Linked DNA regions of Homo sapiens: region 2 is linked to region 1. A link is an interaction called in ENCODE POLR2A ChIA-PET data of the cell type or tissue named here. Cell type or tissue: Panc1. All regions are shown on one strand. Each heading gives the region's core, and the rest is flanking DNA. Links, peaks and the distances in the headings are about the cores only.

Region 1 (5,000 bases), core at 1-5,000:
CCTGTATTAAGTGAGGCCCACCTGCAGTTGTCATTTCATAACCAGGCTCAGCTGCGATAATTGTCAAGTTTTTGGTGCTGGGTATGACCTCTCCTGCTCTATGACTCAATGTCAATGTGCCCTGAAGACTGCCCCAAACCTCTGGATCAGTTCCAGGAGGAAGCTACAATCACTACAACTTAAAAGAAGTAATAAGGCAGGGTTAATGAGTCCAGGAAATAAAAGCCTAGAGAAGATCAAGGCTATTTCTTTAGCCTGATACAGCACCTTCATTCTTCCACAGGGCAGAAAGGTGTTCGCGGGCACTGGTGGGTGTTAAGTATCCTCGTTTTCCTATCTGAGCTTCCTCAATTCCTGGAGCCAAGGAGGAGAATCAAAGTGCAATAAATCAGAAACAGGTACTCTTTCTGCAATGGGATTTATCAATTCTTTATCCCCAAGCCTGCAACTTGACCACAAAAATCAATCTCAAGGGTAGCATATTATCAGGCCTGGATTCCCTCTGGCCCTTAATCTCATTTCTATAGTAATAAAAACCATATGGCTATTGTATAAAACCTAAAAAAAAAAAAAAGCAAAGTAAAAGAAAACATTACCCATAATCCCATCACATTAACAACTCCTATCACTTTTATATATTGTTTTCCAGGCCTTTTTGTCTATACACGTATTTTACACAACTGTAATCTTCAGTGTGGATTTATTTTGCACACTACTTTGCCCTTTTAGTATCATCTCATCAGCATGTCTGCATGTTGCTATGTAGCTTTTGCCTGATCACCATTTTTCATGGCTATGTGATATTCCATTAAGGATGATTCCTAATTCACTTAACCATATTCTCATAATTGGACATCTGGATTGATTTCCATATTTTGCTATTATAAGTAACATTATAATAAATATCTTTATCTACCTGTTTTTTACCAGAAAAGTTCATATAAGTTGAATTATGGATAAATAAGTATTTTTATAGGTAAATATATACTGACTTCTTTTTACAAATATCATACTGGTGTGTGAGGAATAGATTGGGCTTGGTTTCTCACACTAAGCAAGATCACTCTGGGATGCCATCTACCAGCAATACCCAGGTTACATGAGAAAACGAGGCTTGGGACTGCCATTCAGGAGGTAGGGACCAGGCATTTAAGATGATTACCTAAGACAAGTAAGTAGTGTGTCTTTCAGGTTCAAAACTTTCTGGGCACTTTGGGAGGCCAAGGCAGGCAGATCACCTGAGGAGTTTGAGACCAGCCTGGCCAACACAGGGAAACCGTGTCCCTATGAAAAATACAAAAATTAGCCGGGCATGGTGGTGGACGCCTGTAGTCCCACCTACTCGGGAGGCTGAGGCAGGAGAATGGCGTGAACCCAGGAGGCGGAGCTTGCAGTGAGCGGAGATTGTGCCACTGCACTCCAGCCTGGGCAACAGAGCGAGACTCCGTCTCAGAAAAAAAGAAAATACTGGACATGACTGTAATCCCAGCTACTAGGGAGGCTGAGACAGGAGAATCGCTTGAACCTGAGAGGCAGAGGCTGTAGGGAGCCGAGATCGTATCGCTGCACTCCAGCCTGGATGACAAAGTGAGACCCTGTCTCAAAAAAAAAAACACAAAACAAAACAAAACAAAAACCCCAAAAAGCTTTTCTGGATACATCCACTGAAACTAAGCATTACTCAATGTTCCTTTTTTATTCACATATCAGGACAGGCACTATGCCTTGTCTGTGTTCCTAACACTTGACAGGGTGTCTAGCTCACAGCAAATTCTAAGTTAAGAGTATACGGCTCAAATATAAAATAGCCTAAGATAGTCTACACTTAAAAACACCACTCTTGCCTTTTCCTTTTTTTTTTTTTTTTTTTCAAGACGGAGTCTTGCTCGTCACCCAGGCTGGAGTGCAGCGGCACGATCTCAGCTCACTGCAACCTCCGCCTCCCAGGTTCATGCGATTCTCCTACCTCAGCCTCCTCCATTTTTAAAAACTAGCTTCATTCCACCTCCAATTCTCCAGCTAGTTTCTTTAAAATCTGCAGAGGATATGTCATCATAAGTTTTTAGAGAAATCCCTAACTTGGAGAACAATTAACAAATGCACCATAATTTAAGTAGTCTCTGTTAATAGGTATTTAAGTCATGTCCAGTATTTTCTTTTTTTCTGAGACAGAGACTTGCTCTGTCGACCAGGCTGGAGTGCAGTGGCACGATCTTCGCTCACTGCAAGCTCTGCCTCCTGGGTTCACGCCATTCTCCTGCCTCAGCCTCCCGAGTAGCTGGGACTACAGGCATCCACCACCACGCCCAGCTAATTTTTTGTATTTTTAGTAGAGACGGGGTTTCACCGTGTTAGCCAGGATGGTCTGGATCTACTGATCTTGCAATCCGCCCGCCTCAGCCTCCCAAAGCGCTGGGATTACAAGTGTAAGCCACCGTGCCCGGCCCATGTCCAGTTATACACTATTCAAACAACACTGTGAGTATTCTAATTCCTTAGGATAAAGTCATCAAAGCAGAACTGCTAAGTCAAGGAGTCTGCATGTTTAAAGTTTTGATGTCGATAAAAGCAGAATATTTCAATGAGTTAACGCAACTGAAGGAAGCATGGGTATGCAATGAAGAATGGCCTTGACCTTCAGGGATAACCACAGCATTAGAAAGCTACATATGTTCAGTGGGAGAAAACAGACCCCATTAACCTGCATTTTGTGGGCATTTCTGAAAATGAGTGTCTGAACTTTCTCTTCTACTAAATAGGTTGGAAATGCTGAAGAAGATCGGTCGAATCTCCTCAGCTCCTGTCCCAGCAATGCCCCCACTGCAGTTTAGTCACCGTGAAGGCAGAGGCTGTTCTTCAATCACAGGATCTTAAAGTCAGAAGAGAGCTGTGGAAGCCCATCTCCTCACATGCGCTGCATCCCCTCCTAACAAGAACTTCTGCAGCTTGCAACAATGCCTTCTGCCTAGCTGGGATTTCAGAGCATCTTGAATGTGTCTTTCTTTCAGCTGTAAGAGGTGCCATAGGAAAAAGGGATTCAGAGGTCAAATAACCTGGGATCACAATGGCTGGAAGTGTCTTGGCTATATGAATTCTCATTTTAAATGTTAATGTGCCTTGTGGGGCTCAGGGGGGCACATGGAGCACAGGGAGCGCACTGGAGCAGCACGTGTGGCATTTCACAAGCTGACAGCGCTCCTTGTGGGATCACCAGTCCATGGGGACTACTCAGGCACAGCCCTCACTTTTTTTTTTTTCTTTGAGATGGGGTTTCGCTCTTGTTGCCCAGGCTGGAGTGCAATGGCACAATCTCGGCTCACTGCAACCTCCGCCTCCTGGGTTCAAGCGATTCTCCTGTCTCAGCCTCCTGAGTAGCTGGGATTACAGGCGTGCGCCACCACACCCGGCTAATTTTTTTTTTTTTTAGTAGAGACAGGGTTTCACCATGTTGGTCAGGCTGGTCTTGAACTCCTGACCTCAGATGATCTGCCTGCCTCCTGACTTCAGATGATCCGCCTGACTCGGCCTCCCGAAGTGCTCGGATTACAGGCGTGAGCCACCACTCCCAGCCTAGCCCTCACTTTTTGATTCCCTCTGATACCAGGAACATGGTCAGACCCACGCTGAGGCTGCTCACTTTCCTCCACATCACCTGCTCCCCAGGGTTACTGATCTGTGTCACTTGCAGCCCCTTCAGAGAGCAGAGACCACATGGTCTGGTCTGTGTCCTGGCATTGTGCTCATCACAAACATGGTCCTTGGCATAATGCTGAGCACCCAACAAATAAATGTGTGCTAAATACTGAATACCCAAGCCTGGAGCTGTAGAAGACTATGGTCTACTTGTTTCTAATGCACAGACTTTTGGTTGCACCATCATATTTGCGTGGCTGCAATGAAAGATGACTTTAGAAGAATGGGTTTGGTGAAGGCATTGAAAGGCTACTTACCTGCCGGACATTTGCCCCACGAAAACTATCTTCTAGAAAGAATTCTGACCATCTTTGTTCTCAATCTATGAACATTTTATAAGGCATCCTAAGGGCTACAGAAGCAATTCCCAACTGGTAATACAAGAAAATTGTTTTGAGGGCAATTTAATGGTTAAGTGTAGGAAAATCCACTCTTACAGTGTTAACTACCAACCATGAAACAAAATTAAAAAGGCTTTCTAAATGCAGTGTGGTATCCTGGGTTGGATCCTGGAGCATAAAAAGGAAATTACTGGAAAACCAGCAAAATTTAAAAAGTCTGTAGTTTAGATAATAGTGTTGCACCAATGTTAAACTCAGTTTTGACAAATGCACCATGGTAATCTACTATGTTATACAGTAGGGCAAATGAAGTAAACAGTATTAAGGAATTCTCTGTACTATGTTTACTACTCTTCTATTAAGTCTAAAAATTATCCTAAACTATAACATTTTAAAAAAATATTAAACAGGTTTTTCATTTAGTCCAGGCCATGCCAGAGTGTTCAATGTAAAACATACATCATGCATCTCCAGGAGGGGATCTTATTTCCATGCTTATCCCATATTCTCAAACCCTGGTGAAAGGTTTAGTAACAGTATCTGCTATGGACTGCCATGCATGTAACTTCCTCAATTCTAGGCAAGAGGCTTTAGGAATGCCATTATATAGAGTTAGAAATGGAAACGCCTCAAAACAGCCTTCTATCTGCCACTCAGAAAAAGTGGCAGAGCCAAGTGACAATTGCAGGTTGTGCTTTTTCTTTCTTTTTCTGAGACGGAGTCTTGCTCTGTCACCCAGACTGGAGTGCGGTGGCACGATCTCAGCTCACTGCAGAGTGCGCCTCCTGGGTTCAAGCGATTCTCCTGCCCTAGCCTCCTGAGTAGCTGAGATTACAGGTGCCCGCCACCACGCCTGGCTAATTTTTGTGTTTTTAGCAGAGATGGGGTTTCACCACGTTGGCCAGGCCGGTCTTGAACTCCAGACCTCAAGTGATCTGCCTGCCTCAGCCTCCCAAAGTACTGGGA
Region 2 (12,836 bases), core at 4,348-9,347, 320 kb before region 1:
AGGTCTCCGACGCGCGGAAACGCTGCTTCGCCCTAGGCGCAGTGGGGCCAGGACTCCCCACGCCGCCGCCGCCGCCGCCTCCTGCGCCCCAGAGCCAGGCACCTGGGGGCCCAGAGGCACAGCCTTTCCGGGAGCCGGGTCTGCGTCCTCGCATCTTGCTGTGCGCACCGCCCGCGCGCCCCGCGCCGTCAGCACCCCCAGCACCGCCAGCGCCCCCGGAGTCCACTGTGCGCCCTGCGCCCCCGACGCGCCCCGGGGAAAGTTCCTACTCGTCAATTTCACACGTAATTTACAATAACCACCAGGATTCCTCCGCGTCGCCTAGGAAACGACCGGGCGAAGCGACTGCCGCCTCCTCCGAGATCAAAGCCCTGCAGCAGACCCGGAGGCTCCTGGCGAACGCCAGGGAGCGGACGCGGGTGCACACCATCAGCGCAGCCTTCGAGGCGCTCAGGAAGCAGGTACCCGCTCGCCGCCGCACGCCCTCACTGCGCCGGGGGACGACTGCGGGAATGGGTGGGCGAGTGGCCGGGGCGGGATAGAGGTGTGTTTAAGGGGCAAGCTGCCCCGCCCGGTCCGACCCTGGTGCCCAGACAGGTGTGGGCAGTCCTAGGGTATGGATCATAGTTTTCAAAGTGGCTATAAGAGTTGGTTATCTCTGGCCCGAGCACCCCCCGCCCTCAACCCCCGCCTCGGGGGTAACGCTGTCTGCGCTTCTGACTTCAGCCTCCATAGTTCACTTTTATGGCAGCGAGTATTTGCCTGCCGGAGTCCCCTGGGCGCGGTGCGGAGTGGAGAGGGGAAATGTGGGAATCTGTCAGCGGAGGAAGGGGGGAGCCTTCTCCAGTTGGTGGTGGCAAGGTCCGGAACGCTGCGGTGGGACAGTCCGGGGGAGTTGTCAGCCCCTCTTCAGGCCCCAGCGGTGATGCCCCGAACACTCAGGTTGCTTCCGGGCTATGCACTCCTTGCCCTGGCATCCTCAAGAACCCGCGCTACAAGCCTGTGCCCTCTCCCCAGGGGTGGGCTCAGGAATCGGCTGGTGGGAGTCTTTCTAGCAGATCCCTTCCTTTCACCCGTGGTGAAGCAGGCAGCTCTGCCGAGGGGACTGCCTAGGTTGGGGATTCCCTCTGGAGCATCTTCAGAGCCTAGTTCTGGGGTGGGTCCGGGACTTTTTAGTTTGGGGCTGGTGCGGGCTGCCCTCACCAGACAGTGCCCCTGCGCAGGTAGCGGAAGAATACTTAACCCAAGAATTACCCGTGGTGGGGCGGGACAATCGCTTGGGCTTCTAGGCTTCTTATTTTCTTAGCGAGAAGGAGCTCTAGGAAGGAGGTGGTGAGTTCTCTCCCACCCCCACACAGGGCGTGGGGAAGGGTTAGGGTAGATGTGGCTGGTTTGAAGGGTGTTTTTTTTTTCTTTTTATTTGCATACTCTGCAGCTGACTTGCTGTGTGACTCCAGGAATGTTGCTCAACTTCTCTGGGCTTTATCCAGCAACAAAACATTTCAGAAACCATGATCTTCTTTTTGGATCACTCTCCTCTTCCTGCTGGGGGTTGGGGTGGGGTGGGGCAGTAGTGCCTGTGTCCATCCATGGAAAGGAAATTGAATCCTTGGAGGAAAGAGGCCCTATGACTTTTGAGCCAAAGTGTCTTGCTTGGGCTTGGGGAAAGTGGTCAGTGAGGTGGGGTGGGGGTGGGGGTGGGGGACGGGTGGCTGTCACAGACCAGGCTGGGCCTCTGCCCTCATCCACACCAGCTGGAACCCTGGGCGGTGGGTCCAGTGGAGCAGTCAGTCCCACCCTGAGCCAGCAGCTCTGTGTCTGCATCGCTGGGTAGAGGTGGCGGTGCGTGGGGGATCCTGCAACCCACTCCCCAGGACAGAAGGATAACAGAAGGGCAGAGAGATGCCTGTCCACCTGCCCACCTTGCCACTAGGGAAGCCCCTCCTAGACTGGGGAGGCACGTGCCCAGAGCCTCATAGCTGTTGAGTAGCAGGTCAGGGCTGGCACCTAGGGGCTTTGACTGCAGGTTCTGGGCCCTTGTGCTCCTCTATTGCCTCTGTATGCTGAGAGAATACTCATCTGAGTGCTTTGTTACATCTCATGTGCCCACTGACTTTTACTTCATTCAACAATCAATTCCATCTCATTTGATCTAAACATAATCCCTGTCGAAATTGGATTAACTCATTTTATAGTATGGAACACTGAGGCCCAGAGATGGAAGGAGACTTGTCCAAGGTCACCTAGTGGGTTAGGGAAGATAACAGCAGTTTCTGGAATGCCCTCCTGGCCAAATGCTTCCCACAGTGCCATCTGTATCAGCGTCATGTGCCACCCCCCCAGCCCCCAGCCTGTGATGTTTGTTAACAATCAAGGCAGGGTGCACACTTGGCAGACCCTTTGAGATGAGATTGTTCATCCTGGTCTCCTTTTACTTCCCCCCTTACCGTGGGAAGTTCTCTATAAAAAGGGCAAGTTCAGTGTATCTAAGTAGAAGGCACACCCATGCCCTCTCAGGGAGAGCGTGTGTATGCAATGCAAACACACAGGCAGGTACACACACACATGCTCCTTACACGTGCTCAAGAGCACACACAAATGCATGGTCACAGAAGCACCTGTTCCTGTTTGTTTCCTCCTTGCCCTAGCCATTCTGCCCCTTCCCCAGAAAGGCTGCCAGGCCATAGTGGGCACCTGCCTGTTAGCTGGGAAGGAAAGAAATACAGCCAGGACGTTTCTGGTCATAGAACCAGGGGCCAAGGCCACACCCACCATGTCCTCCTCACCACCATGGCACCCATTCGATAGAGGAAGTCCTGTGTTCTGGAGGAGCCCCTTCCTCCTCTGGGCCTCAGTCTTCTCTGTAAAATGTACTCCGCACCCCCTCCCCGAATCCAGACGAGCTGCAGCTCTGGAGCTAGGCTCGGGCCTGACTGAAATGGGTCCTTGGAAATGGACAAAAGGCAGATCAGCTCCGCCTGAAATGGGGCCTTGGCCAGTGTGGCACTGAGATGGGTTCTGGGATTGTGGCTCTGGCCTGGGGCTTCATTCTCCTGAGCAGCTTCCTGGTACCATGAAAGAAGCACTGATCTGGGAAACTGGAGGCCAGGCATTGAGTTGTTCCTCCCCTGCATGCCTTCTGTGTGGCTGTGGACAAGTCACTGACCCTTTCTGGGCCTCAGTTGCTGAAGTTGTAAAATGGTAATATTGCTGACCTCATCCAGTGTTGAGAAGAGAAAGTGAGGAAAGGTAGGAGGCCTATAAGAGCAGTGAACATTTCTTTCATTTCATTTTTTTTTTTTTTTTTGAGACAGAGTCTCTTTCTGTTGACCAGGCTGGAGTACAGTGGTGTGATCTCAGCTCACTGCAAACTCCACCTCCCAGGTTCAAGTGATTCTTCTGCCTCAGCCTCCCGAGTAGCTGGGATTACAGGTGCGCACCACCACACCTGGGTAATTTTTTGTATTTTAGTAGGGATGGGGGTTTCACCATGTTGCCCAGGCTGGCCTCGAACTCCTGGGCTGAGGTGATCCACCCACCTCTGTCTCCCAAAGTGCTAGGATTACGGGCATGAGCCACTGTGCACAGCCAGAGCACTGAACATTTCTTAAGCATCTCCAAGGTCCTCAGGGCTGGGCAAGGCTCTCGACAGATGAAGCAATAAGAATTCTTTAATTGTTTTAATAACTGTCACAGAAATTAGCATTCATCACATGCTTACTTTGTGCCAGGCATGGTGCTAAGCTTGTTATGTGTATTAGTTCATTTAATGAAATAGATATTATTGCACCCCCTGCCCTGTTTCACAGATGGTGACACTGAGTTTCAGAGAGCTTATGTAAGTTGTCCCGGTCTTTTGCCACTGCACGTGGCCTTGTGGGTTTTGTGCTACATGCTACCTTGGCACGCAGTTTGCCAGCCTCCAGGGTGGCGGTGCCTCGTGGTCATGTACAGTGGCAGCCTGCGTAGCTGTGTGCCGCTGTTGCTGCGGAGCTTGGGTTGGGCTCCCAGGGCCCAGACTCCTAACAGCTCTGCTCCTCAGCCTGTCTAATGTCCTGGAGCCATCTACCCTCAGCATGAGGAAGCCAGACAGGCTCCCATTGTGTCATAATCCACTGTCCTCTCAACCAGGAAGGGAGCAGGGAGGGTGGCTGCAGGGCCGCAGGTGGGGAGGTGCAGGTGGGAGAGAGGCCCTCTGGTCTGGTCTGGTCTGGGCTGGGTGGTGCAGGGCAGATGGTCAGGCCCCAGCACATGCCACCAGCGCAGCTGCACCAGAGCCCTCCCTGCCGCCTCATGTGAAGGCCATGTGTGCACAGCTGGCCTGGCCCCGGGAGTGGGGCTGCTCCCTGCCAGGTGGGAGGGGTCAAAGGGAAAGGCTGGCCTTGAGGGGTGGTGAGGGAAGGGGCCAGAGTGGCAGGACCTTCTGTCTCACAAGCTGTGCCCACCCTTGGGGCATGTGGTGTGCGTGTGGATTTCCTCTCTCCCTTCAGGGTCCCTCAGGGTTGATGGAGGATGGCAGCAATGGAAGACAGTGCGGGGCCCCGGCTTCTGCCGTGGTCCTCTCTACGGAGGACATGCCAAGCACCTGGGGCCCGGGCTACCTCCCCTGCTGCCCCTGGAGCTTCCCAGGGGGTCTTCACCGAGTGAACTCAGGGTGGCCCTGGAGAGGGCGTGGGAATGGTGCCCTCAGCACCTCCCTCACTCTGAAACCCCACAGGGTGCAAGGAGGGCATAGGGAGTGCAAAGCAGCCTGTACACCATCCTCTCGGGCAACGAGGGACAGGCCTGCTTGCACTGGGGGCTCCATGCAGGTAGGTAAGGGTGACAGAGGCCTTCCTCCTGTTCCATCATGTCCAAAGTCACCAGGGTGGCTGCCGTGGAGCCTCACTGCACTGAGTGAGGCCTTACCTGAGCCTGCTGTGGGATGTCCGTAGTGCTGTCTTCCCATTTTACAGATGAGGACACTTACAGAGAGGTGACGCAGATTGCTCAAGCCCACAGAGTGACCAGGATCTGTACTGTGGCCTGTCTGACCCTGGGGCTATAGCTCTTAACCACCAAGACCCAGGTTCTCAGGGTCCAGCCTGGTGGCAGTGCAGGAGGCTGGGATTTTAAAGAACCTATTTAGATAGACTTTGGGAAGGACATTGAACAGCTCTGGGTAGAGTGGATTCACGTCGGGAGTCCAGCACTCACTGACACGAGACGATCAGATGATAATTTCAGTGGAATCCGGTGCTCATCTGTGTGTAGTGGATGTGGTGCTGTTGGAGCTCTATGGGCCCAGGAGTCTTGGTGGGCTTCCAGGAGGGCGTCTTGGGCTGGGTCTGCAGGGTGGGCAGGAGTTGGCACAGAAGCAGGAGCATGGAGGGCTTTGAGGCCTTTGTTGCATTCTCTGGTGGGTTCTCGGAGTTGTTTCTTTAGGAAGTTTTCCCACATTTGCTCCTGCGATCTCATTCTGAGGTAGCAGGTGTTCTAATGCCCATTTTACTGGTGAGGAAACTGAGGTCCTGTAAGCTTGTGGACCTGCCTAAGGTCACATGGCTGGCCAGGAGTGGAGCCAGGCCCTCGGGCTCCCAGGCCAGTGCTCTTCATGTTTTTTCATGCTTGCTGGAACTGGGTCCAGCTTAGGGTGGGTGGGGTGGAATGTTTTGGGGGCATATGGGACCTTGCGAAAATGCCAAAGTCTGTTCCTCCAAAGTTTAAAAATCCTTGTGGGATGAGCACAAGGCAGATCCTTTTACTTTTCTGGAAGTTGGGCAGTCTGTCGGGAGTGGGAGCCAGGTAATTCTGCCTCCTCCTTTGGCCCGTGTCCTCTGACCAGGGTGAGCCGACAATGGCTGTGGGGGACTCTGTAGGCGGTGCGGGTGGGTGGGCTCTGGGCCTTGCTGTGGATACTCTAAGAGGGATCTCATGGCATCATCAGCCCAGAACTCTCCATCCCGAGCTCAGGAGGATGGGCTGCCTACCTCCTCACCTTAAACTATAGACACTTATTCAGATCCCCAAGCAGTTCATGCTGGAAAGAGCCCAGCTAAGCCACGAGTTCAAAACGCAGCTCTTCACTCACCAGTTGGGAGATCCAGGAAATTCCTACATGCCTGAGAATCACATGCTTTTCTGTAAAGTGGAAGTGACCATTTCTACCTCATTGGGCCACTTAAAAGATGAATACAGACATTGTATTTGAAACATCCACCCTCTGCCTGGCCTTATAGATCGTAATAACTGCAAGGTGGCCTGGGCCCAACAGTCACGGAGAATCTGTGCCGCTCAGACTCCGGTGGAAGCTGCTTGATGTAGTCCTTGAAGCTCTGTGAGCTGCCCAGGCATTGCTACTCCGACTTTCCAGATGAGGAAACGGAGGCTCTGAGGAGTGAAGGCACTTCCCAAAGTCACACCGCTTGTAAGTGCCTGGAATTCAGACGAGCTCTTTCCACCATACTTTGACGTCCTAGAACCAGAACGGGTGCTAAATTCTCACTTTGCAGTGGCAGCCCAGGCTGGGGTGCCTCTGAGCTGGGCTGTTGGGGGCTGAGGGGCTGCATCCGGGGGCATGGGCACCAGGAGGATCTGGAATTGGCCAGGTGGTAAGGAGCTGCCTCTAGGGGTCGGGGAGAAGGAGAGGGGAGCAACCTGAAAGATGCCTTTGGTGTCCCTTATGTGGCTACCTCCGGTGTGGTGGTGGGAGCTGGGAGAGCCTAGTGGCTATGTGCCTGGTGTCAGTCAGATGAGTTTCAGGCTCCAGCCGGGTCTTAGCTGAGTGATCTGGGGCCCAATATGTCACCTCTCTGTTTTTGTGTGTACAGATGGTGGGGAAGGTTTTAAATGGGCTAATACTACCTGTAAATAGCTACCACAGTGTCAGATATACAGGAGCTCAATGGATGGGTTTCTTCTTGTTAGATCTGGAGCTTGATAGAAACAATAGGGCAAGGTGACATATCTAGGACAGAACTGGCCCAGAACCTGGCATGGGGGCCTCTAGATTGGCCTTGGCCTCAGCTGTCACTTTGTGGTCCTACAGTGACCCTGGATCACAGCGTACAGATCCCTTCCAAAATCCCTGCTCCCTCCTGGAAGCCCAGCTGTTACGGGCCATGGGCTCAAAGAGCTGGGTCTTTAAGGGAAACTCCTGGTGTGGCCTCTGTGTGAAAACAGTGCTGAGGGCTGTGTCACAGAGCTGCACCCAGTCCCCAGAGTCTCCCTCAGGCTGCCACACCCTCCCTGGGGTGAAGAGGAGGCAGAAGTGCTAGCTGGCCCCTGAGACCCCCTTCCCTGCCCCAGGACTACCAGACCTTGTTTATTTGTTCAGGTTGATAAAGCAGGATTCCCTGGACTCTGGCTGGGAACGAGCAAAGTGCATTGTTCTGCCAGCATTTCTGGGATGGGTTTGGAGCTGCAGCCAGGGCTGGGAGTGGGAGATGGGGTGAGGGATGGAAATGCATGGGAGCTGGCTTTCTCTGTTGCCTTCTTCTCCCTCTCTGGGTTTCCTAGTCTCAGCACCCCCAGAGGGTGGAGGGTAGGGCAGGCACGTGTCCTGGCTCCAGACCTCTGGCTTCTCACCTCCTCTGGAGCCCCTCTTTGAGGACCTTCTGCAAGACCAACCATAATGCTTTCACAGACCTCTATCAGGCCTTACTCAATGCAATGCACACATCATCTCATTTAATCCTTACCTCCTTGTGAGATCAGTCCTGTTCCCAATATGACAAGGAAACCGAGGCTCAGAAAGATTCTGTCTCTTGCCCAGAGCATTACAGCTAGACAAAGCTAGAGCCAGGAGTTGAATCCACGTGACAAAAAGATACGCTTAGCTTTATGCCAGATAGCTTCATCTTCATCATCAGAGAGAGGAAAGGTGTTTGAGCCCAGTTCAAAATATTCTAGAGTGAAGATCCAGAGGGAGAGATCATTCATTTGTTCACTCATTGCCTTAATCAACAAACCCTTTTGAGGGCCTGTTATGGGCAGGACCTGTGCTAGGCACTGCAGACATAGGCCTTCCCCCCACAGTTCATAGGGAGACTGAGCACTAAAGAGCCACAGTATGGGCAGTTAAGGACAGACGGGGTGCTATTAGGGCCCTATTAAGGGCAAGCTGTCCCTCCTGGTGTAGGGTAGGGGAGGTCAGGGAAAGTTCTTGGACACAGTGAGGTTTAAAGTGAGATCAAAGTGGGCGATGTGTTTAGGGTCCCCAGTCTGGGGTGACTGTTCATGCTTTTTCTCCATGCTCTGGAATAGGGATTTCCATCCTTGGCACTATCGACATTTGGGGGCAGGTAGTTCTCTGTTGTGGGGGCACTGTAGGATCCTGTGCTCTGTAGGATGTTTAGCTACGTGCCCACCTCCGTCCCTGCAATGCCCCCACTCCCCTGTCCCTAGGGGACAAAATCATCCCTGGTTGAGAATCACTGGCCTGAAAGAATGCCTGGCATATGGTGGGCGCTCACTAAATACTTGTGTGGATGCATCGTGCCGTCCCACCCCCTGTGGGATACGAGTTCATCAATGATATGGATGCCACGTGTAGATCCTCAAGAGCCATAGCGAGGAGTAAACCAGGAGCCATCGTTGCTGGATTGTTAGCCCTTTAGGTGAACAGTACATCATAGGAACAGTGGGGTCTATTAGCACCTATCAGGTTGATTTTGTGGAGCTATTTCCAGGTTCCAAGACAGAACTCTGTTCAAGTGTACCACAGTCTTTGGAACTTTTTGCTCATGCAGCACAAATATTGGTGGAGAGACATATTAAAAATTAAAGGCTCCATCTTTCACCCCATACAAATCCCTGTGCAATTAGTGAGGAGCTAGTTGGTGATGAATCATTGACAAACGTGTCAAGTTTGTTCAGTGCCGTGTGTATTACGCCACTGTTGTCTGCCCAGCAGCACCCCAAGTCCTGAGGGCACAGAGTAAAAGATTTTTAAAAAATGAAAACCAGCCATGTTTGTGTCTTTCCAGCTGAGCACTGACACTTTCCTTCCTGTATGTCCCCAGAGTCCCAGGTGTGACATTATAACCTCACTCGAGTGTAAGTTCTCTAAAGTAGGAATCAAGTCATTCATTGTTGCACTCCCCAAGTGCCCAGCAAAACAAGTGTTGCTGAATGAATGAATGGAACATCAGAGCTGAAAAAACAAAATGCCTCTCAGGAATCTCAGAGAGATTCCTCCTCAAGAGGGTGGAGGACAGAGCTCTGTAGTGGTCGTGGAAATTCACTGAACTTAGATTCAGACTGACTGGATGGTGGGCATAAGCCAAACCTGTTTCTTCCCCTGCAAAATGGGAATGTGGGTATATCTCAGAGCAGATGAGCTGACGTGTGTGTGTGTGTGTGTGTGTGTGTGTGTGTGTGTAAACAGCAGGTGCGTAGAGCAGATCATAAGATTAGGGTGGAGGGCTCAGATATACCATAGACAGGCCGTCTCCCATGCCTGCCAGGCTGGGCACTGCGCCCCTGCAGCCCCTCCTGACGCCTTCTCCCCTCAGGTGCCGTGCTACTCATATGGGCAGAAGCTGTCCAAACTGGCCATCCTGAGGATCGCCTGTAACTACATCCTGTCCCTGGCGCGGCTGGCTGACCTTGACTACAGTGCCGACCACAGCAACCTCAGCTTCTCCGAGTGTGTGCAGCGCTGCACCCGCACCCTGCAGGCCGAGGGACGTGCCAAGAAGCGCAAGGTATGCACCAGCTGGGTGGGCGGTAGCTTCTGGGGAGCATAGGGGAGGCAGGGACAGGAACTTGGGGGTGCCCTGCCTATGCCCAGAATTCTGAAGGGGCCAGAGAGATCAGCTCTTGGAGGTTTGCTGGGAGTTGCCTCAGCTTCAGTGCTCCTCAAATCCCTGGGATTATAGGTGTGTCTCTACTTCTGGTAACCGGCTGCTGGGTGACCTCGAACAGTCACCCAGGGTCTCTGGGCCCCGGTTTGCTCCTCACTTAAATGAAGAGGACCATTTATCTCTAAATCCCCTTCCTGGCCTTAGGTGCTCTGGTGCTGAATTCCTTGGGTGGCCTCTGATAGATGTCATACCAGGACAAGATTCCCCTGAGCAGGGTGACAGCCCAGGAGAGCCCTTTGGCAGGTTTTGGGAGGGTGACTTGGCCTGTGGGTTATCTGAGGCTATGCATTAAGGGCGGTGATGGTCATTCATTCATTCATTCTGGAGAGACTGATGAAGCTCCAACCATGTGCTGAGCATACTGGGCAGGGGTATAAAGATGACAAACATATGGTCCTGGTCCCCAGGCAGCTCATAGGAGGGTCAGGGAGACCCTCTTGTAAGTAGATGAGGGCAGGAGCCCTGTGCTAGGGGCAGTGGAAGGCCAGGTAGAAGAGAGACAGATTCACTCCCTGCCCACGGGAGTTTGAAAGGGCATCTTAGTGTAAGTGGTGTTTAAGCTGGGACCAGCAGGACCACCAGGTCACCAGGCAGATGAAGGAGGGAACAGCATCTGAGGCAGAGGGAACAGCTTGTACGAAGCCTGATGTGGCTGGGGAAATGCATTTAGTGGGAAAGGTGTTGGGCACAGCTATAGGTCCCCAGGTGGCCAAAGCTCTGGGCATTCCCAGTCAGGGGTCAGTGCTGAGCAAGGCTTAGTGCAGCCCTCCGGATCTCTGTTACCACGTGGCTTCAGGGAGAGCAACAGAGAGTGGGATCCAGTCTACATCTGTGAGGCAAGAGGCCTGTCCCTGCCTAGGGCAGGGGGCGGACCCTGTCATCCTCCATCCATTCTTTCCGCTGCCTCCTTCCTTCCTGGCCTGCCCCTCCCCCATCCCTGACATTCCTTTCCAGACCCCTTTCCAGCAGGCCCCTCTGTGGGTTCTCCGGGTTTCCCGGAGGTCCCCCACGGACTCCAGACTCATGCCAGGGAGGGTCACGACACCTTCTCAGGGCTCCCCGCTGCCGCTGCCACGGTAACTGCACGTTGCATTCCTGGGAGTGCTTTAACGTGGACCAATTAGACAAAATCCTCATCAAGTGGGTGAGAGAGGAAGCGCCACTGGCGGCTCTGGGCAGCTTTCCTCTGGAAAGTGACACTGGTAAATTAGGGCGTGATTGATGGCTCCCGCGGCGCTCGGTGACAAAGGAGGTTTGTAAACTCTCGGTGAACTTCCCCTGGCATTCAGGCGGTCCGGAGGTGTAGATGGGCAGAGTGGGCAGGCGCCCCGTCTCCATCTCAGCCCCTCACTGCCCTACCCCCGCACCCTCCTCTTCACCCAGGGAAGGCAGAAGCCAGCGTGGAGGTCCCGCCTTCCCGGGTTCTTTGAATGGAGCAGGGTCTTGGGCTGGGAGGAGGCTGGATGCCTGGCTGGTGAGGAAGGAGGGACAAGTTGGGTGGAGAGGCCCGACAGAGCCGAGCTTTTGGCTTCCCCTGAAATCACCTCAAATCTAACACATCTTAGACACCCTCTGGGCCTGGTCCAACCTTCCCATTGTGGAGTCTGGGACTTTACCTGAGGCTACAGATTGTGGTTAAGAGCATAGCACAGCCCCGAGTTCAAGCCCTGGCTCACCACTCACCAGCTGTGTTATCCTGCACCCATTGCTTAGCCTCCTCCGCCTCAGTTTTCTTGTTGATAAGTGGGGACGGTGGAAATACTCACTCATGGGCCACCGTGAAGATGAAAGGAGTTACTGCAGGAGAGCGTGTGGTGTCTGCATGGTCACCGTCCTCAGGGTAATGATAATGAGCCCCTAAAATGCTTGAGCTCTGAACTTGAGGCTTATCCTATGGGGCTTACTTATGTGGTGAAATTGCCCTGGAGAGGGATTTTGGGGGTCGAGATGGAAGTTCCAGGGTAGGAACTCGACTGTTTCCTCTCCACCCTCCCTCCCCCACACCCAGCCCGGGCCTGAGGGCACTTCCTGCCTCCTGCCCTCAGTCTTTCCCAGCTGGGTGAGGAGGTCACCCAGCTGGGACTCTGGGAGGTGGGGTCTGTATGTCTTTGCCCTAATGACCTTCATGGTCTCGCAGACTCACATCATATGTGTGGTGACACATTTCTCATATGAAACCACTCAGGAAGCCCTGGCTGGCCCTGCGTCTCCCCATGGGGGCCGGTGTTCATAATTCCAGCCCTTCCCATACCAGCCCCTTCCATAGTTTTATCTGGACGACCAGGATTTGACACGGCAGCCTTTGCAAGTGTGGGCATCTCAAGCAGCCAGATTCCTTTCCAGCTCAGGACCCCTGGAGTCGCTGGAGCCTTCGAGCTCCCAGGCAGCCCTTCCAGGCAGGCCCCTGTGTCCCGCTTCTGGGCACCTATGCTTTTGCGGTCATAATTGCTAGCTGTCACCCTCCATCTGTCTGTCTACCTGTCTTTCTCTCTGAGTCTGGCTCACACTGTTCCCCTCTTTATCCGCTCTCTTGGTGGGGATGTGTGGCCCCACACTGAAGCCCAGCATAGCTGGCCTTAGCTGGTCCCCTCGGCAGATGTCCTGCCCCAGAGTGGACTCATGGGCCCTGACACCGAGGGGGCCTGAAGCCCCAGGGGAGGGTACTTCCCTGCCTCCTGGGGCCCCTTGTCCTTCCCTTTTTTTGGGGGGCTTGAGATGGCATTGAATGAGGAGCCCATCTTTAGATGTGTCCTGGCTTTCGAGTTGCAATTGGAACCTCACCGGTTTTATTTTCTTCGTTTTGTGCCTCCCAGCCTGGGACTCCTGAGGCCCCACCTCCATTTACAGAGATTCTGTTTGGGGAATCAACCCCCAGGACAATTGAACCAACAAATATTCTTTCCTCATGTCTAGGATTATTTCTGTGAAAAGACTTGCAAAGGTCTACCAGTAGATTGCACGTGGTTATGAGTTTTTGGGAAGAGGTGACTG

Evidence for each region. Peaks named below come from ENCODE experiments on the same cell type or tissue, not always from the same donor. Only the 100,000 strongest peaks of a DNase experiment are listed, where the experiment ranks them.
Region 2: POLR2A ChIA-PET joins it to region 1 with 11 read pairs; 3 of 35 experiments call an interaction of 5 or more read pairs at or near these places.

What each region holds. Positions count from the first base shown.
Region 1 is chr2:86,082,815-86,087,814 of GRCh38, forward strand. POLR1A (RNA polymerase I subunit A) reads right to left here. Exons shown (of 34, transcript NM_015425.6): 7 at 268-354. Among named protein-coding and RNA genes, the nearest start is that of POLR1A, 21 kb to the right of the region's middle. In Panc1, for the core only: no CTCF peak of the experiment used is centred there; no DNase peak of the experiment used is centred there.
Region 2 is chr2:85,754,497-85,767,332 of GRCh38, forward strand. It overlaps ATOH8 (atonal bHLH transcription factor 8), which reads left to right. Exons shown (of 3, transcript NM_032827.7): 1 at 1-461; 2 at 9,495-9,686. Among named protein-coding and RNA genes, the nearest start is that of ATOH8, 6.9 kb to the left of the region's middle. RefSeq lists enhancers at 10,487-11,070, 11,071-11,653, 11,654-12,236. In Panc1, for the core only: no CTCF peak of the experiment used is centred there; no DNase peak of the experiment used is centred there; H3K27ac peaks cover 208 bases.